Linked DNA regions of Mus musculus: region 1 is linked to region 2. The links are chromatin loops, found by intact Hi-C in ENCODE. Cell type or tissue: heart. All regions are shown on one strand. Links, peaks and the distances in the headings refer to the core of each region. The heading gives the core; the rest is flanking DNA.

What was found. Peaks named below come from ENCODE experiments on the same cell type or tissue, not always from the same donor. Only the 100,000 strongest peaks of a DNase experiment are listed, where the experiment ranks them.
Region 1: a loop joins it to region 2, with 5 times the contacts of the local background. A loop is called at or near these places in 8 of 42 quality-filtered maps.

Annotation. Positions count from the first base shown.
Region 1 is chr7:99,146,423-99,156,888 of GRCm38, reverse strand. Dgat2 (diacylglycerol O-acyltransferase 2) reads left to right here. Exons shown (of 8, transcript NM_026384.3): 8 at 2,189-3,226. The coding sequence ends at 2,343. Among named protein-coding and RNA genes, the nearest start is that of Uvrag, 11 kb to the right of the region's middle. In heart, for the core only: no CTCF peak of the experiment used is centred there; DNase peaks (open chromatin) are centred at 2,098, 2,850 and 5,368.
Region 2 is chr7:99,225,335-99,235,800 of GRCm38, reverse strand. It overlaps Mogat2 (monoacylglycerol O-acyltransferase 2), which reads left to right. Exons shown (of 6, transcript NM_177448.4): 2 at 3,165-3,343. Among named protein-coding and RNA genes, the nearest start is that of Mogat2, 8.0 kb to the left of the region's middle. In heart, for the core only: CTCF peaks have their summits at 3,038 (motif pointing right) and 6,227 (motif pointing right); no DNase peak of the experiment used is centred there; H3K27ac peaks cover 695 bases.

The DNA.
Region 1 (10,466 bases), core at 1,673-9,672, 79 kb after region 2:
ACTGGGAGTGAGGAGACTGAGCCAGGGCCACACACCTGTGAGGACTGGGTATGGCACCACTGGGCGTGCAGCTGTAAGAGAAAGAGCTATAGGATTGGTCTGCTGCTCTACTCAATAGTGTGCCCACCCAGGAAACATCTCCTACCCTGCCGGCTGCGAATTCTTAGCAGAGAAGAGGGGGGAGGAGCCAGGTGTCGTTGTGTGTGCATGCAATCCTAGTATGGAGGACAGAGACAGAACTGGTGCAGGTTTGGGGCCAGTCTGCTCTCCATCACAAGTTCCAGGCCAGCCAGGGCTACATAGTGAAGCCCTGGCTCAACATAAAATAAAAACTGCCTAACAAGAGTTCTAAAAACAAGGTATTGATTCTTCTGAGGAACAGAAAGAAGAGTAAACAAACATAGACCCGTGGGACCTAAGGGGACAACTAGCAGTGAGTGTTTGCTTTTGAGGACAAGTCAGAGCATTCAGAAAATCAAGGATCAGGGCTGTGGGGGTGTGTGCGTGCATGTGGGTGTGGGTTTAAGCTCCTAAGCCTGAGATCTCATGGGCACGTGTGGCTCTGAAGAGTGGACTGGAATGTCCAAAGGTCAGGCAGTACCCACGTATTGAGGGTGGGCATTTTTGCCTGTGCTCCTCGCAGGGCTGCTCGTCTTGCAGGGGTGGGGTGGGGTGGGGGTACAGTGGAGTGGCTGAGGGGCCGGGACTTGAGCCAGTGCAGCCTCCTCAGCTGCAGGGTGGGAAGCTGCTGCGGGGCAGTTGGAGGGGAGCTCCGGGCACTCTTCACTCACTCTGGTGTCCCCTGATAAGATTTCAGGGCTAACCTTTTGGTGTTGGGTTACCAAAGGGGACTTAGCCCTGGGAGAAGACTTAGCCCTGCTCTCAGCCGTCACTAGTTGCCTGTGGTTCTTAGTCTAGGAGCACCACCCCCAAGAGTGCCCTTCTGGGCTGGCGTGTCTCACTCTGGCCATTGTTCAGGTCTGGTTCATATTGTTGAAATATCGTGGGGTTAGCTTCCCTGTCGTTTCTAGGGGACCAACTCCCTCAGCCGACTTCCCGGTCCTCTGGCTCTCACAGTCTTTCTGTCTCCTCTTCTGAGATGCTGTCCAGCTCTGGGTGTGGGGGTTCTATTGTAGACCTGTGCGTTAGGGCTGAGCTCCCCTGGATGAGATTTTGACCAGTTGTGGCTTTCTGTAATCACCTCTGCCTGCTGGGAAGAGAAGCTGCTTAGATGAGAGTGAGATCTGCACGCATCTACAGCTTTAAGGGATCCCGGGAGCTGTTAGGTCCAGGGGAGAACAAAGGTTAGGATGGGCCAAAAGCAGAAGCCAGGAGGCCAGCCTGGGGCTTCAGGAGCCTTGGCTGAAGCTGTGGCGGTGGGGAGGGGTGTGTATGCGTCAGGGAGAAGAGTCTGAACAGTGCTGCTGGACTGTGGGCTGGGCTGGGCTGGGCTGTGGGCTGGGCTGGGCTGGGCTGTGGGCTGGGGTGGGCTGGACTGTGGGCTGGGGTGGGCTGGACTGTGGGCTGGGCTGTGGGCTGGGCTGTGGGCTGGGCTGTGGGCTGGGCTGTGGGCTGGGCTGTGGGCTGGGCTGGGCTGGGCTGTGGGCTGGGGTGGGCTGGGCTGTGGGCTGGGCTGGGCTGGGCTGTGGGCTGGGGTGGGCTGGGCTGTGGGCTGGGGTGGGCTGGGCTGTGGGCTGGGGTGGGCTGGACTGTGGGCTGGGGTGGGCTGGGCTGTGGGCTGGGCTGTGGGCTGGGCTGTGGGCTGGGCTGTGGGCTGGGCTGTGGGCTGGGCTGGGCTGGGCTGGGCTGGGCTGGGCTGGGCTGGGCTGTGGGCTGGGGTGGGCTGGACTGTGGGCTGGGCTGGGCTGGGCTGGGCTTGAACATGTTGCAGGATGAGGCAAAGAAGGAAAGCTCTGTGAGACAGATGTTGGGTGGCAGATGGGGAAACTGAGGCTCTGAGAGGTGGCGGGGTTTGTCCTGAGTGAAGCCAAAGCTAAGCTTGTGGTCCACACCTTACTCGGGAACTCATGGCAGAGTGTGGAGCTAGGCTTCACCCGGGCTCAGAGGCCACACTCTCGGGTGGGGTCTTTCCCATGCTGCCCGTAGCACAGGGTCACCTCCCACTGGGCACCCAGGAATGGGCCACTCGGTGACGCTGACTGACAGATCCTCTGTCCCTCTTCTGCAGTGGGGGAGCCCATCACTGTCCCCAAGCTGGAGCACCCGACCCAGAAAGACATCGACCTGTACCATGCCATGTACATGGAGGCCCTGGTGAAGCTCTTTGACAATCACAAGACCAAATTTGGCCTTCCAGAGACTGAGGTGCTGGAGGTGAACTGACCCAGCCCTCGCGTGCCAGCTCCTGGGAGGGACGACTGCAGATCCTTTTCTACCGAGTTCTTGAGTGCATTTTGTTCTGTAAATTTGGAAGCGTCATGGGTGTCTGTGGGTTATTTAAAAGAAATTATAATTTGTTAAACCATTGCAATGTTAGATGTTTTTTAAGAAGGGAAGAGTCAGTATTTTAAGCTCACTTCTAGTGTGTCCTGCTCAAGGTGGAGGCTGATATTTATGGGCCTTGGTGGTTTCTTACCCACCCCTTCTAGCGTTCCCCAGACGACAGACACTTGGCCCTGGCTAGCTGGGCAAGGGCAGTCCTTAGTGACTCCAGGGATTCTTGAGAGGCAGAGGCCATGTCCCACCCGTGGCTGCAGGTCGGGTTCCTCGTACCAAGGGGAGGCTGAGGGCACAGCTGGCCCCACTTGGGGAGGGTAGATAACATCTGGACTGCCCGGCTTGGGTCTCTGCTCCTCACCCTAGCCCTCTTCTCCAATCTGAGCCTACCCTGGCCTCCTGTCTCCTGGCTAGGGACACGGCTGTCCCACAGGTGCCGTCTTGGGTTATCTCGCTGCTGTTGGCTGGTTTCACTCTGGAGGTTGGCACCATGGACACAGCTCAGCGTTGCTCTGGCGCATATCCTCCTGAGCCACACCCCAAGTCTGGTGTGAGGAAGGGCTTCTCTTCTCTTCACAGAGGTGCCTGGCTTCCTGTGCAGCACACTGGGTCCAGGACAGGAGGCCCCCCCCCCAAACCAAGCCTCACGTGTGTGCCTTTATGAGGCGTTGGGAGAAAGCTACCCTCCTGTGTATTCTGTTTTCTCCATGAGATTGTTGTGCCATGTCACACTTTTGTATATTCCTAGACTAATAAATGGAAACAAGAACAGCCTGTGAGTTGTTGCTTAATGCTGTACGTACACACTACCCATCCTATTGCACAGGACAAACCACAGAATCCCTTCAGTAGCCCTCAACCTTGGGCTTTTATGGGCTGGGTAACAACTGGCTTCAAGATTTAGTGGCTACAAGGGTGGAAAGATGGCTCAGTGGTTAAGAAGGTTGGCTGCTTTTAGGACCTTTGTTTAATTTCTTTTCTTTTTTTTTTTGTTTTTTTGTTTTTTGTTTTTTGTTTTTTGAGAAAGGGTTTCTCTGTATAGCTCTGGCTGTCCTGGAACTCACTTTGTAGACCAGGCTGGCCTCGAACTCAGAAATCCGCCTGTCTCTGCCTCCCAAGTGCTGGGATTAAAGGCACGCTCTACCACCGCCCGGCTCTTCGTTTAATTTCTAATAGCCACATGGTAGCTTACAACTCTCTGTAACTCCAGTTCTAGGGTATTTGTTATCCTCTGTGGGCACAAGGCAGATAGTGGTGTAACAGGCATGTGCAGGCAAAATACCCATACATACAAGGTTTTTAAAGTGTGACTTTAAGCATTTGCTCCACTGTCGTAAGCCAGGCACTGGTACTTTACTTTGAGCCTCTGTTTGCTGGTGTTGCTCAGTGCTAACAGCATCCTGAGCCTGAGTAAGGGAGAGCTGCTTCCTGCTGTTGATGTGGGTGACGTGACGACAGGAGTCCCCCCCCCCCCCCTTACTGTTAGCGGAGGCCACCCGTAGCTCCTTGCCCTGTATACCTTTCCACAGGGTAGCTCACAGCTGAGCAGCGAGAGGAGCCAGTGCACAGGGAAGAGCAAAAGCCACAGCCCTGTGTAACTGACCTTGGGAATGGTGTCTTAGCCTTGCTTTCATTAGACTCGAGGAGGTGAATTTGGAGAGGCAAGGGCCGGGTAGCCTCATTGTAAGCTCACACACAGCATGTGTGAGCAGGTCCTAGAACAGCAGAGCCGGAAGGCTCCTGTGCCCTTTGCTTAGTCTCAGCTACACTAAAGAGGTGGGGACCAGGCTGATGTCACCTGATGCGTGTGTGGTTACAGGTTTTAGAAGGTGTCACCTGCTTGTTCTTATTCATTCAGTTTGGTGACTACTCAGCAGCCAGAAACCCACCCAGTTCGACCACAGACCTCATTCCAACCTCCTCACTGTCAGCATACCCATCCCACAGCCTGTTTGCCATTCCTCCACCTCAGGACATCTCCCCTGCCTGAAGCTGTTAGTGGGCCGCAGAGACCGTGGGAACAAGGGACAACACTGAGGGCTGTGACAGTCTCTGTAGCCCTACCTGGAGCTTCACTGAAGATGTTAGGACTAAGAGGTGGGGTGGGGGGAGCTGGGTAGGTAGAGTAGCGGGTGCAAAGATGGAGAGGGCCACACCGCACTGCTGCTTGCCCACATCCAGCGCCTATGGATGCAACTGGGTCTGTGAGGCTTGGTTGGTTGGTTGGTTGGTTGGTTTTTTTTTTTTGAGGGCAGGGAGTTCCACATTCCAGGCGACAGGGGCTAGAGAGCAGGAGGCCTCTGCTGACTTCAGTTACATTAGGCAGTCCTCAGGAGCCTGGAAGCTCAGGCCAGAAAACAGCCATTTCCTTCTGGTGGAGGCAAGGCCAGTTTTCTCGTGAGAACCTCAAGTCCACACCAAGTTCCTAGTCTCAGTCTGCAATTAACCGGACAATAGATACAAAGGCCTCTGGCTCCAGGCTCAGGCCTAGCCTTAAGCAAGTATGCACCAGTGGTGGAAGGGCATTCCTAAGGATTAGATTTCTTACCAGCAAGTGCCTACTGTGTACTGGGAAACTCAGCTACCTCAGTGTGGATAGTCCCAGTAGGGGTTCCCGTACATCAGGCAGCAGCGTGCCCAGAGCTGAAGCCAGCTCTGATCTTTTGCTATAGTTAGGGGTCCCTAGCTGCATGCTGGGAGGTTTGCTGTGCTAGAAGGAACTACCTTATTAGAAGGTCCTCTGCTGTCCATGGAGAATGGGGGTTGCAGGCTTGGCCTTCTGAAGAAGAGTCATTTCTAGCTCAGCCACAAGGGGGCGCTGAGAATGGTTCCACCGCAAATGTGACAGGGTTGTCTGAAGGCCTCACAGCCACAGCCACAAGAGGGCACCGAGAATGGTTCCACAGCAAATGTGACAGGGTTGTCTGAAGGCCTCACAGCCACAGCCACAAGAGGGCGCCGAGAATGGTTCCACAGCAAATGTGATAGGGTTGTCTGAAGGCCTCACAGCCACAAGGGGGCGCCGAAAATGGTTCCACAGCAAATGTGACAGGGTTGTCTGACTGCCTCACATTTTGACAAGAATCTAGCTCTGTCCTAAGCTAGAAGTTAGAGATTAATGGATTTAGAGGACTAGACAGAAACTTAGCCACCACATTAAGGTCATAGGGCAAAAACCCACTCATCTTTCTAAAAGATCCCGTTCTATTTCCCCACGGTTCTGAGAATTGAATTATTTCCTTTTTTATCCCTAAAATCATAGATTACTGTTGATGGACTGTCATGCGTGTGTCATGGCAGACGCCGTCAGCACCAGCCTGTAAGTGTCTCAGCCTCTGCACCTGTAAAATGCACAGACCTCGTTTTAGGAACAACGAGAACTAAGAATGTTCACCCCAGGGCTTAGCCTAGAGGCCCTATCCAGAAAACGGTTGCTGTGATTTTAAATTAACTTTGTCATCGAAGCACAGCAAGAGTTACAGGCAGCCAATGTACCAAAAAATGAAAAGAAATCCAATATATTAAATAGAATATGAAATGTAGGATTTGTAACACAAAGTTAGACTGCTTTAGAAGTTGAGCTCACAGCCTGGTGGTGGTGGCAGCGGCAGCGACTGCTACGGTGGTGGCAGCACACAGTTTTAATTCCAGCACTTAGGAGGCAGGGGCAGGCAGATCTCTGAGTCCCAGCCAGCCTGGTCTACAGAGTGAGTTCCAGGATGGCCAGGGCCACACAGAAACCATGTCTCAAAAAAAACCAAACCAAACCAAACCAAACCAAACCAAACCCTGAAGTTGAGCTTAGTACCACAGCCTGACCTTTCTAACCTCACGAGCTGTTGCTAGGACACAAAACTGCTTATCACCATTGTCTGCCACACACCATACAAGTTAATAGTCTTAAAAGCTAAGTCTTTTTTTTTTCTATCATTACTTTTGTTGTTGTTGTTGTTTGAGACAGGGTTTCTCTGTGTAGCCCTGGTTGTCCTGGAACTCACTCTGTAGACCAGGTTGGCCTCGAACTCAGAGAACCACCTGCCTCTGCTTCCCAAGTGCTGGGATTAAAGGCCTGCGCCACCACTGCCTGGCAAAATCTAAGTCTTGCTAGACATGGCAGTCTTTGCATTAATTCCAGCACTGGGCAGTGTGAGCAAGGGGATCAAGAGTTCAGGGTCACCCTCTATCTACTACACATGGCTGACAGAGAAATCCCTTTCTCCCAGCTGCGAAACTCCCTTGCTATGTTAAGTTGATCAACATTAAATCTTACTGAGCCAAATACGATGAAAAGGATAAAGCCTGCTTTCATTTTGTTCTTGGAAGTTATAAGATGAGCAGGAGATTTTTAAAGAGGGAATCTCACAAGGAAGCTGCAAATACAAAGGAGTGAGCGAGGCGGGTACGGGCGCTCGCTCTGCAACCTAAGCAGATCGCGATCTAGGGGCTGGGGGCATAGCTCACACTGAGGGTTCACCTCTCCTGCCTAGCGTCCTGGCTTTAGTCTTGTCTCCCCCATTGCAGAAACGGAAAAGTGTAGGCATAATAAAGCCAGGAAGACTGGGGAATTCACATAGAACCATCACTACCATCCAGTCCTCAGGCCTGACTCAAATGTCATCTGTTTGTATTTTGAGACTTAGGTCTCTATAGCTCTGGCTGTCTTGGAACTCACCAGGTAGACAAGTCTGGCCTGGAACTCACAGGAGTCTGGGATTAAAGGTGTGTACCACCAGGGCTAGCATCCTTTTTCTTAATGTTTGTTACAGCAAATGGATCAGGTTCAAGGCGACGAGTTACTTAATTCTTCCTTTTCCCAACACAGTTGCTCTATTTTTTTTTTTTTTCTTGCTGGTTGTGGACAGTGTAGATTGAACACAAGGCAGGGTCCCTAGAATCCCCTTCGGTTCAGTAGCTAAGGATTCCAGTGCATACCTCCAGGCCTGGCTGCACCTCCTCTGGCTTGGATTTTGCCCCCTTGCTCTAGGCAGTCAGCTACCTGACACCTTTCTTACCCACTCTGGTTCCAGCCTGTGTGCCAGGGTCACCCCCCCCCCCCCATGAGCAAACCCTCCTTATCATCCCTGGTTCTGCCTCTCTCCTCTGGGCCCTTCTCTCACTGATGCTGTATTGTTCATGGGTTCGACCTTGGGCTCCTGTCTTGGGTCAGGTTTTTTTTTTTTTTTTTTTAGAAGAAGAAAAAGGGGAAGAGCTGCCTAGGGAGTTTTGCCTTTGGTATTTTTGTTGCTGGTGGGAGTGAGGTTCTTACTGTCTGCTGAAATTCAAAGTTCTAAATAATATATTCTTTTTTATAAAGATTCTAAAAATAATTTTTTTATTTTTAGCTATTTTCTTTTAATGTTTTGCCTGTGTGTATCTCTGTGTGAGGGTGTTGGTTCACCTGGAACTGGAGTAACACAGCTGTGAGCTGGCATGTGGGTTCTGAAAATTGAACCCAGGTCCTCCGGAAGAGCAGCCAGTGCTCTTAACCTCTGAGCCATCTCTCCTGCCCGAGTTTTGATTGTATGTGTACGAGTGTTTTGCCTGCATGTATGTAAGTGTGTACTGTGCACATGCCTGGTGCCTGTGGAGGTCAGAAGAGGTTGCAAGGGCTTCTCGAACTGGAATTACAGATGGTAGGAAGCTGTCATGTGGAGGGTCTGAATCAAACCTAGGTCCCCCCAGAAGGGCAGCCAGTGCTCCTCATTGTGGGCCCATCTCTCCAGCTCCTGAGCTTGGATCGGTATGACCAAGTCTCACTCTGTCCCTCATGCTGGTATGGAACTCACTCTGGACACCTAACCGACCTCAAGTTCTTGTCTCCTGGCTGTTTTTGCAGTGGACAATTGTCAGTAACTCCAGTCCCAGGGGATCTGATGCCCTCTTCTAGCCTCTATAGGCACCAGGCATGAACATAGTTTACATACATACATACATGCAGGAAAACATATATTAAATTATTTAATTTAAAAAATGCAGGTCTAGACTGATCTTGGACTTTAGACCTCTAGGTTAGTCTTCTAATCACTATGTTATATATCCAGGCTTTTCCTACAGCCAAGATAGTGTTCTCCCCCACATACAAACACTGCACCTCTACTCCCCCCCCACCCTTTTTTGAGATAGTCTAGTTTTGAATTGATTCCACCTGCCTCTCTACCTTGCACGTGCCAGGAATACAGACCTGCACCACCATGCTATCTCAGCATGTCAGAAATTATAATTGTATATCTGTGAATGCACACTCGTGTGTGTGTGTGTGTGTGTGTGTGTGTGTGTGTGTGTGTGTTTGTGTGTGGGCATGCGCATGCCTGGAGGATCAGGAACAGGCTCTCTCCTACCATCTGGGCTAAGGGGATAGAGCTCAGGTGGTTGGGCTTGCTGGCAGTGACCTTTACCACTGAGCCATCTCACTGATGCTCAGAGTAACATGTCCAAGACATCAATCAGATCACGCCACTCCCTTATTTAAACCCTTCAACCATTGTCTGCTTCAAAGATATGCCAACCAGTGGTATGGTGGCCTGCAACACTCAGAGGACTGCCCCTGACAGATCTCTAGCTTCATCCCCTGCAGTCGAGTGGCCAGGTCATGGGGTCTGCAGTGCTAAGATGGAGTGGCCTCTGCCTCATGAAACTACATATAGGAGCACTGTAAACTAGAGCGCCACAAGTCCAGTTTCACTTTGAGTTTTGACATGCTTGTTCTTTAAGAACTGACCCTCCTTCTCCCGCTTCTCCTCAGCATGGTGCTCCCCACCCATTGCACCTGGCCGTCGTCTCCTTAGTTCTGTGGTTCGTGCCACATCTCCAAGCTGCTGCTCCTGTTCCTTTGGCCGATACCCCTCCCCTTGCTCTCACCAACCTCTGCACAGCTGACCCCTCTGTGCCCTTCTGGCCTCCCCATGAAAGCCCATTCCTAGGGTCTGTCCCCTCTGGACACCTCTTGCTGGATCTGAGCTGGGGTTCTCCATGCCTTACAGTGTAGTATTTGTTGTTTCTCTGGCTTGCCGCATGTCCCCAAGCTCCTGTGCACACATCAGCGCATTTATAGTCAGGACTGTGAAACTATAGGGATTGGAGCAAGCACAAGACTCTGCCTGTGTGGCAGACAAAACTTTCTGTGTGACCTTGGCAAGTTCGCTTCCTCTCTGTGGATCTGGAGAAACTCCATTTGGAGAGACGTGGAGTGGAGGTGTTTTAGCTTGGCTCTGGAATTCCCAGAGTCCCATGTGTTGAGGGCTGCTCCTCAGGGCGTGGGGGAGGAGGTTAGGAGGTAGGGCCTAGTGAGGGAAGTTAGGGCACTGGGGGATGGAACCTTGAGACACATTTAGGAACCACGATCTTTCTCATTTCCCTTTCTTAAGTGTCTTGGCGGTCATGAAGGGAACGAGCTTCCTCTGTCACACACACACCTGCCTTGATGCACTGCAGCTGCCACGGGCCCAAATAACAGGGCTGAAAGCTGGGGCAGAACAACCTCTTTCTGGTATTAAATTGATTGTCCTCAGGTATTTGGACACAATGATGAGCTAACATGTGTGGTCCTTGTATGACTCTCCCAACATTCAAGCATCTATCCATGCTCAGTGACTTTATCCTGCCATGTACTCAGTAATGCTTGTGAAGCCCCCCCCCCCCCCACAGGGTCTGGATGCTAGGGATTCAGATAAAGAGATATCAAAAACAGAGGTTTGGGGCTGGAGAGATGGCTCAGTGGTTAAGAGCACTGACTGCTCTTCCAGAGGTCCTGAGTTCAAATCCCAGCAACCATATGGTGGCTCACAATCATCTGTAATGAGATCTGATGCCCTCTTCTAGTATGTCTGAAGACAACTATAGTGTACTTGTATATAATAAATAAATACATCTTAAAAACAAACAAACAAACAAACCAGAGGTTTACACAGAGTGTATAACTGAACACATGGATATACTGATGAAGACATGTGAGAAAGCCATGAGGGAGCCCAGAGGAGGTAGCCATCAGCTCGGATCCAATCGGGAACGGA
Region 2 (10,466 bases), core at 1,707-9,706:
TCGTGGGGGGGGGGTAAGATTCCTCAGTCTTGGTCCATGCTGTTCCTAGATGTTTTTTGTTTTATATTTTATATTGTTGAATGAATGAATGGTTTGAGCCAAGCACTGAATCTCAGGTATTACCCTGCTAGCTTGCTATATGACCTTAGCCAGTGTGCATATACTGAGTCTCTAAAATGTGGGGGTTTAAGACAGACATGATGACACGAGCCTTTGATTCCAGGACTTGGGAGGCAGAAGCAGGTAGATTTCTGAGTTCAAGGCCAGCCTGGTCTACAGAGTGACTTCTAGGACAGCCAAGGCTACAAACAGAGAAACCCTGACTCAAAAACAAAACAAAACAAAACAACAAAAGGTAGGGGTTTTAAAACCTCAGGCTTAGCTGGGCATAGAGGCATATCCCTTTGATCCCAGCACTTGCGGTCTCTGTGAGTTCAAGGCCAGCCTGGTGTGCATAGTGAGTTCTAGAGCAGCCAGAGCTACATTGTAAGACCCTGTTTTAAAAAACCAAAGCAACAATAACAAAAGAAACTGCAAGCTTTTAAAGACCGGGTAAAGGAAGGAAGGAAGGAAGGAAGGAAGGAAGGAAGGAAGGAAGGAAGGAAGGGCTTTCTTCCTAAATTACCAAGCAAAGCCATCTATCTGTGTTTGCTGTTAACAGGGCAGAGAAATAGGCCTGGAGCCAGGATGGCCACGTGGACTTCTAGTTGAGGGGAAAGCCCTCTGTTCTTTCCTAAGCTTTTTTTTTTTTCTTTCTGCAAAAGCAACTCATTCAAACATCATTGAACCCTTAAGTAAAAGACTTCCCACATTCCTCCCCTCCAGGCAGCCACTGTCTAACTGTGAAGTTTTCTTCCTGAGAGAGGGTCTTATCAAATAGGAGCCACTGCAGAGACTTTTGGGTTAACCAAAAGGGAAAGAGCTGTTGCTGTTTTATTGTTTTATTTTTAAGGTTAAAACGCTGGGGTTCGGCGGGGAGGGTTGGGAATGTGCTTGTTGTGCAAGCGTGAGAGCCTGAGTTGATTCCCCAAGCCCACGCACCAAGCTGGGTACGGCGGCACACTCCAGTAAGTCCAGCTCCGGGAAGACAGGGGGATCAGGGTACCCCTGCCAGTCATCCTGGCTGAGTCAGTGAGTGCCAGGGTCAGTGAAAAACTCTTGTCTCAAAACTAAGGTGGAGGGGTTAGGGATTTATGGCAGTGGTGGAGCCTTGCCTTGCAAATCTAAGGCCCTGGACTAGGTTCTCAGCTCCAGAGTGTGGGGGGTACGGGGGGAAGGGGGGAATGGAGGATGATAGAGAAAGACACATGACCTCTGACCTCTGGACTCAACATGTGCATGCTCACATGGGAACTGCACAGCCAAACAAGCATGCATATACACACATGCACACACATACACATACACACATAGGGCAGGCGGGGAGAAGAATGGAGAAAGACACAGAGAGGGGGAGAGAGAGGGGGAGAGAGACAATTTTTTGCAGTAAGGGTTTCTCTATGTAGCTGAGGTCTGAATTTGCAACCCTCCCGCCTTAGCCTCCAAGAGCTTTGATTGTAGGTGACCATTACAGCGGCTGCTGCCTATTTCTAGTGCAATTTTTTTTTTTTTTTTTTTTTTTTAGTTTTTCGAGACAGGGGTACTCTGTGTAGCCCTGGCTGTCCTGGAACTTGCTTTGTAGACCAGGCTGGCCTCGAACTCAGAAATCCGCTTGCCTCTGCTGGGATTAAAGGCGTGCGCCACCATGCCCGGCTCAGGGCAAAAATTTTAATGAAAAGCATAAATAAATAAAATCCAAGTCAACCTCCCTCCTTTCCTCCATATCTACTGCTTGGAGGAGGTTTCTGTCCCCTCCGGGTGTGGGGACATCTGTGCTGGCCTCTGTTCCTACTTATACTGGCACTGGATTCCAAGCCTCTACAACTGCTCTACAAACAAAGTAACAAAGTCATAAGCCCCCCCGTTTTTATTTGTAAATAATTTCATGGCATTTTAAAACAAATAACAAACATGCATTCAATCTAAGTATCTACTAATGGAGAAGCAACATGTATTAAATACACACAATGGAACGTTAATGGGGAAGGGAGGAATTCCTATTACCCCACGCTACAGTGTGCCTGGAGTCCTTAGAATCACAGTGAGCATGGGCGCCCCCCCCTCCAGCCCCCACCTAGGGAGGAGGTAGGGGGCAGTGTCTCCTGAGTATGGAGTTTCTGTAAAGAGTTCAGGCGACAGATGATGTCAATGGCTGAATAAAAAATGTACTTAATTGCACTGTACATTCACAATGGCATGGTGATACACTATACATTTTACTAGAACCAAAAACTTTAGAACAGGGCCAGGGGAGACAACTCAATGCAAATGTGAGGACCAGAGTTTGAATCCCTAGACCTTATGTAAACACTGAGTTGGCATGGCAGCCTGCCAGTAATTCCAGCCCTTAGAAGGCAGAGACGGGGGATACTGGATCATGGTTACTAGACTAGCATGTACTGGTTAGACTAGCATTTACTGGTGGGCTCTGGGTTCAAGTGAGAATAAGATGGAAACTGATAGGATAATGTGATGAGCAGCTGATGAAGATTCCCGGTCAGGGCCTGCGTGTGGCTCAGTGGTGTGGAGAGCATTCAACTAGCTGGTGTGGAACTGTGGGCTTGATTATGACACAGAAAGGGAAAACATCAGTGAACGGAAGAGATGTTGCACCAGTGAGGGTGAAGTAGTGTTCCATGGGAACGATGCTCCAGCAAATGGGGAGAGACCCAAGGATAGATAGAAAGTGGCCAGGAAAGAGGAGTGCCTCTTTTTCCTCTGGGATTCCCTATGGCAATCAGAAGGCAACCCATTCAACCCATGGCTCCATTTTTCAAGCACCTGCTGAATGTGTATGGCCTTCCTGGGGATGGGAGCAGTGAAGGTTGAGACATCTGGTGTAGTGGGGGATGGGAGGGATGACTTTAGACTGGGCCCCAAGCCAGTGTGGTATCTGAAGCACGGAAGTTGGTTTCCACTCAGTGGTGTGTGCCCGACAGGGGGCGCTGCAGGCACCAGGAGGGAGGTCACTGCAGATGCGGGGTGGGGGGCACAGTCATGGAAGAGCTAAGCTGGGGTTTTTACCTGCCTTGCTTGCAGCTCTAACTTTCCTGTTTCTCTCCCAGCCCAGCTCTGCATCGTCATCTTCGTAGGCCTCCTATTCACAAGGTTCTGGCTCTTCTCTGTCCTGTATGCCACCTGGTGGTACCTGGACTGGGACAAGCCGCGGCAGGGAGGCCGGCCCATCCAGTTCTTCAGACGCTTGGCCATATGGAAGTACATGAAGGATTATTTCCCTGTCTCTGTGAGTACTGGGCTTTGGGGGTCAAAGGGTCCTTGGGCTACTCATTTCTGTGGGGCCAGGAGGTCTGAGAAGCAGAAGGCTGGCTGGGAGGCAGGGGCCTGGACAAGGCTTATGAAAGAGCATTGCTTCTCTCTGGTTGTGGGACCAATATGGTCACTGAAGAGTAAATGTGGTTTGAAGGGGATGTGTGTGTCTTATAGGAGCAAAGCTAGCAGCAGCCCTGGTTTTGAGCCAGGTGACAAATAGTAGGTCTTAAGGAATCATCAACCCCACATTACAATAAACAGTTGGGTGTGACCTGACTCCCACAGCAAACTCTCTTACAGGCTTAATGTTTCTGTACTGGTATAGGACTGCCTCAGAGTCAATCCTGCCTTACCACAGGCAGGCTGAACATCCTTAGGCAAGGCTTGGCCCGTGCTGGCCTCAGTGTCCCTAAGAACCAACAAGCAGTGAGACATCTCCTACCGTGAGTGTCCTCAAATCTGGCATCTTTGGTTCATGACACTTTCAGGTCTCTGTGAACATGTGGCCTTGGACTTGAAGGTTGGTCCTGAGTGGAGCAGAGTTGGGCTCCTTTGATGGGATATGGGTAGACTGAACCCAGGAACTACAGGCAGTGCTGGCTTACTGATGGGATGAGATGGAGTGGGGATGCAGGCCAGGTGAGGTCAGTTAGAGCATGGCTTGTCATGATCCTCATCCAGATGTGCCACGTATTGGTGGTGCGACCTAAGCCGGGTTGCCCAGTCTCTCTGTGAATCTGTCCTGTCACACTTAAGATAGAGATAGCCGAGCATGGTGGGACACACCTTTAATTTCCAGCATTGGAAGGCAGAGGAAGGAAAAGCCTTATGAGTTTGAGGCCAACCTGATCTATATAGTAAGTTCCAGGATAGCCAGGGCTATGAAGAGAGACCCTGTCTCAAAAACAAACAAATAAACAAACAAACAAACAGGGGCTGGAGAGATGGCTGGAGAGAACCTAGGTGTAGTTCTTACAACCCACATGGCAGCTTACAATTGTCTAAACTCCTACTTGAGGGAATCTGACACCCTACACAGACAGACATACACGCAGGCAAAGCACCAATGCATATAAAACAAAAATAAATAAATAAATCATTAAAAAATGAAAAAGAATCCATGCAGTGGTGGCGTGTGCCTTTAATCCCAGCTCTCAGGAGGCAGAGGCAGAGGCAGAGGCAGAGGCAGAGGCAGAGGCAGAGGCAGAGGCAGAGGCAGAGGCAGAGGCAGAGGCAGAGGCAGAGGCAGAGGCAGAGGCAGAGGCAGAGGCAGAGGCAGAGGCAGAGGCAGATAGATCTTTGAATTCTGAGTTTGAGGTCTACAGAGTGAGTTCCAGGACAGCTAAGGATACACAGAGAAAGCATGTCTTCAAAAAACAAACAAACAAGATAGAGATGATGCCATGTTCCTTCCTGGACATGTGTATTCAAACAGTCTGTGAAGACAAAGCCCTTGGAGAATAGCTGGTCTCTCACCATGTCATTGAGTCAGTAGGACACTACCTGGAACTGACCAGTCTTCCCAGACTGACTTTTTTTTTTTTAAGATTTATTTCTTTATTATATGTAAGTACACTGCAGCTGTCTTCAGAAACCCCAGAAGAGGGTGTCAGATCTCATTAGGGATGGTTGTGAACCACCATGTGGTTGCTGGGATTTGAACTCAGGACCTTTGGAAGAGCAGTCAGTGCTCTTAACCGCTGAGCCACCTCTCCAGCCCCCAGCCTGACTTCTTCCTCTCCATGCAGAGTCCAGGACTCAAGTTCCCTGCTGGCCAAAGGGGAGCGGTGGGACCAACAGGCTCACAAAGGTTAAGCAACTTGCTTGTATCATGGGGACTCCAGTCAAGGATCACACCCTGTGCCCGTTTGAGAGTCCTGGGGCCCCATAAGGCTTGACAAAGGTTGAGTGACAGTGGTCATGCAGGAGCCCATAGCTTTCCAGTAAGCAGGGCCTCCAAGGAAAGGGGCTGGCAGGGAACAGGGAGGGGCTAGCAGAGACTGTCCATCAAGGGCATTGAACATTTTAGTGTCCAGTGTGAGGGAGCCTAGACTAACATGACAGTCACTTCCACTCCTCAGATTTGTTTATTCTTTAGGGGCCCCTCCCAGGATCTCAACACGAACAGCACAGCACAGCACTGCACAGCTTGTTGGAAGTCAAGAGCAACCATGGCATTTCTTGGGCAGAGTCCTAAGTCCTCACTCCAGGACCTCTGAACTCTGTGACTCTGAACCCTCTTCCTGCCTCGCCTCTCTCTAGGCTCTGTGCTGGGGAGGTCAGGGTTCTCTGGGGAGGTGTAAGAGGCATCAAAGGAAGCCTGCTTAGTTCTGGGCTCCGCTGAGTTTTGCAGATTCTGGCTCCGACTTCACTTTCCTTTTGGGAGCTATAGTCCTGAGCGCACCAGGAAAAAGAAAAGCCTTTCTGTAAAGGGCACGCAGCACAGGCAGAGGCCAGTTGCTCATCCAGAGGCCTCCTGAGCTGGATCTGGCTGTGCAGTGCGACCAAAGCAAAAGCTAGCCTGAGTAGTGGCTGAAGAGGATCAGGTCAGTGGAGGTTCCCAGAGGCCTCTGCTCAGAAGAGACATTTTCCAGACCTGGGTAGCCTAGGGCTCTAGAGGGCATCTATCTGCCTCTGCCCACTTGGTTTCCCAGCAGCAGGGCTGACAGAAGGGATAACAAGGATGTTCACCATCTTCCTGATCCTTCCTCAGCCAGGGGACTCTGTCTGATTTGTAAAAATTCTAGTTTCTCGTGTTGTTGTTGTTGTTGTTGTTTTTTTTTTTTTTTTTTTTTTTTTTTTTGCCTACCCCAGGCTTTGTGCCTAAGCTCCAGCCAGGGGCAGGCAATACCCGTGAGTGGCCAGCAGAGGGAGAGATGCTGGTCTCCTGGGATGTGCCTGGCCTAGGATTGGAGTGACCAGGAGTGCACTGTAGCTTGCAGACTTTATTTTCTACCAACTCCCTTCCCTTCTGGGTACTTTTCTTTTCAGCTCTGCTGCACACACACACACACACACACACACACACACACACACACACACACACACACACACCAAGCCTCTGCATTCCCCTTCCAGTGCAGTGAGTGGTCTTTTGATGACTTTCACGTCTTGATTATTTGTTACTATGATTTTACAAAATAGCTTCCAGGGGTGGAACTACCCAACAAAATCAGAACACTGCTCCTTTACTGACTCCCTAAGAGTTAATGGTGGGGCGTCAGGCAGTTCACGGAGAGGGGCTGTCCTCACCACATGGGAAAGGTGGGCCCAGGAGCTGGGTGTCCCCGTGGAGATTTCATCACCCAGAATAAACACTGTCTACACAGGCCAAGACCTTGGGAGGGACCAAGTTCTGTGGCCAGGACCCTGACCTGGGGTCAGGAAGTGCTGGGCACATCACACAGATCATTGAGTCAGCTCGGAGGGGTGCTGACCACCTCTCACCCCACTCCTGTCCCTGCCAGCAAGAAGCTTCCAGCAGGCTTTCTCAATCCCTGCTGAGAGCCGTGATAGATAAGCCCTTGTTTCCGACTGTTCTCACCCGTGGCAACTACCTACCAGGTACCAGCACCATCGTCTTCAGCCATGACAACTGAAAATGTCCATAGACAGACACCAGTGGGAGATGGCAAACTTGTTCCCCTTAGTGAGAACCACTGCCCCAGAACCTGTGTTCTGGGTCCTAAACTCCCCCCTCTGACTCATCCCTCCTTCTCTTTACTCTAAGTCCAACCAAGAGCCTTTCTTTCTCTACGTTCCGCTTGCTCCTCGTGCACCCTTCCTTGGGATAAAACCCATCTTTGCAACAGCCTGCAAGCTCCTGCAGCCTGAGCCCTTACCCACCCCTCTTTTCACTCTTGCTATCCCAGTTCCCCAGGTCACCAGTGCAGGGGGCATGACTGGAGCACACCCCCACTTCATTAACATCCACTGTCTTTCATTTGGGAGGGCTTTGCAATGCCCCGGGCTCAGCCTGGCTTTGTTCCCTCAGTAACTGTGTGAGTCAAAGCAAGGCCACGAGTCTCAGTTTCCTCCTCTGTGCACTGGGGCACGGATACCAACATTGCTCTCAGGGGTGACAATGGAGGACAAAGTGGGTTGGCGTGTGCCATACCTGGCACAAAGTCAGTGCTGCAGCTGTTCGTCCACTCTGACACTCTTTCCGGCTCCCAAGGCCTCGTACAGGCCTAATGTCTTCAAGTCTGTAATAGTCTCAATGGTATAAAACTTAAGGTATTTTATGGGCCATAAGAAATACACCTTCAGTGAGACATGTGAGGTATATACTGATTTCAAGATGGTGATGGGAGTATAGCTTAGAAATGAGGAACATGTCCATAAATGGCCTTGAGCTCCAGGCAGAGGACCTCACTGTGTGGCAGGAAGGTGGAGCAGAGAATTTAACTGAGACTCTGTGGAGGCCAAACCCACACCCGGGACATTGCAAGGGCAGATAAGATAGCTTTTTCTTCAACCATTCATCTGGCTGGATGGAGGATACAGGGAAGTTGCTTCAGGCCTTGCATACACACACGTGCCCACCCAACCAGCCACACATGCATGCGCACACATACATGTACACATCTGCATTCATTCATTCACACACACAAGGAATAGGCACTCACACTCAAGGCCAGCACCAGATCTACTGAACCAAACCCTGTTTTCCTGCCAAGTAATTTAGGTGCACAAGTAGGTCATGAACCACTTTCCCTGTATGAAAATCTCCGTCCACCTGCCCTGGAGTGCGTGAGGAGGCTGCCGATGCAGAGCCTGAGGGAGGTAACCTGGACTAAAGTTCCAAAGCTATTCCTGAGTGCCAAAGTTCCAAAGCCAGTCCTGCATGCTCTGTGTCCTGAAGCAAAGGCTTTCTGGCTCCCTCCTACGCTCTCAGCAAGAGATGGCAGGTCTTAGATCCAAGTCACCTCTGTGCTTCTAGGCAATTCTCTTATCGCCTCTGTACTCCGCTAGCTCACTTGTGCAATAGGCTAACACACTGCAGCCAGCCTCTAGGGCCCAGGTAAGTGCTGTAAGCTAGCTAGCTGTACAGGTGCTTTGTGTGTCTAAAAGAGCTAAGAAATCAGTGGACCCTGGAGCATGTGAGGCACAGAAGGGTTTGAGAAGGCACAGGGCACATACAGAGAGCCTGGACTAAGCTAGTGTGATAGAGCACTGTATGATGTTGGGGCCTTCTGTGCAGGCTTGGAGGCGGGTCTTACGATTTTTGGGATTTTTCCCTCAGAACTGAAAGAATGTTCATACATTTTCAGGGCCATGACGTTCATAACAGCCAAAGAGTAGAAAGTACTCAAGTGCTCCTCAGCTGATAAAGTAGCAGTCTGTCCATACAATGGAATATTATTTGCTCATAAAAATGGAGTGAAGTACAATCCGTAACAGGGCATGAAAGAAACCTAGAGACCTTGAACACATGCCAGTAAGTCCAAGAATCCAGTTATAAAGGTCACATGTGTGTGGTTTCCTGTATACATTGTCCAGGACAGGCAAACCCGGAAAGATGGAGAACAGATTGGCGGTTATCAGGGCAGCCGAGAAAGAAATGAGTCACGATGAAGTGGGCTCCCTTCTGGAGCCGGGAGTGTGCTTTGGGGTCAGTGGTGAGAATCCACAGCTGTTTCCAAGTGCACTTGACTCAACCATAGACTTTCAAAGACTGGGTACTATGGTGTGCAGGTGATACGGATACCCGAGGCGCTCCAAAGTCTAGCAACCTGGCTGACACCCAGCCCAGATTTCTCCGGACACCCACACTTTGCTTGGCCTTTCCCTGCTTTAGCAGAACTGAGGGGGCTTCAGAGAGACCGGTGGACTTCACCAACGCTCCTCTTCTTCCTCCTGGCAACCTGTAACAAGTCTGTCAGGCAAGCATTACCACCGCCCTGTTAACAGCTGAGGCATGGAGGAGGAGGGTCCGGCAGAATCCTGAGGTGAGCTTCTAGACTCCTAGCTTAGGATACTCTCTCTCACGAGCTCGGTGGAATCCAGGTGGTGTGTCAGGACAGGATTAGGGTCGGAGATGCCGTCATCCTGAGGAAGCCACATCAGCCTCTTCCGCTGGCTTCCTTCCTTCTTTCCCTCAGTCTGAGGGAAAGTCTTTCTGAGGCATCTCCTCTGTCCTGTCGTGTTGTGGAGACAGGATGCATAGGAGACATAGCCTCCAGTCTTCCCAGGGAACAGTGGCTGGGTAGCACAGAAGATACCAGTAGGAACCACCTGTGGGAAAGCTCAGACCAGCACTCAGTGGGACCACGGCCATCCTCCAGGGCATACACTTGCACGTGTGCACGTCAATACGTACGCAAATGTCAGTTCACAGGGTCCCCATGCTCGCCAGGATATTTCTCTCTATGCAAATGCTTTACTGTCATGGGTACAATTGTTCATTTGTGCATGTATTTATTTAAAGTAGTAATGTGTTCTTGTTCAAAATCCAGGAGGACAGAAAAGCAGGTATAAAAAGACTCCATTCTAGGGCCGAGGAGGTAAAGCACTTGCCTCACTTGAAAGCCTGAAAACTTGAATTTGATGCCCAGTACAAATGTAAAAATGCCAGGTGTAGTGGCCACCTGTAATCCTCTCACTGAGGGGGCAGAGACAGGGAGGATCCACAGGGTTCACTGGCTAGATAGTCTAGGACATACTCATCACCCCAGGTCCCATCCTTGGGAGCATCTCTGAGCATCAGTGTTTGGTGCAGTCATGCTCAGTGGCCGTGCCCTGCACTCACTGTCCTGCTCCTGGCTGCTCACTTGACATGTGATCTCAGCTTGTTTCATAATCCTCTCTGGCTGTAGTGTCCCTTGTGTGCCTCATTCCCGGTTTGTCCAGACAAGCCCTGTTGGTGGACATCTGTGTGGAGGACAAGTTTCTGATATTAACAAACACCGATTCTTCCATGAATGACATCGCTCAGATGGCGTTTGCCCAAAGTGCAAGCAATTCCATAGGCTAAACCCCTCAGCCGTGAGCTACTGGGATGCAAGATCCATTCTCTTTTGTTTTGCTTTCATAAATTTCCATTTGTTTTCATAGAGGGGCAGAATTTACATAGCAAGTGTTCCCACGTAAGGAAT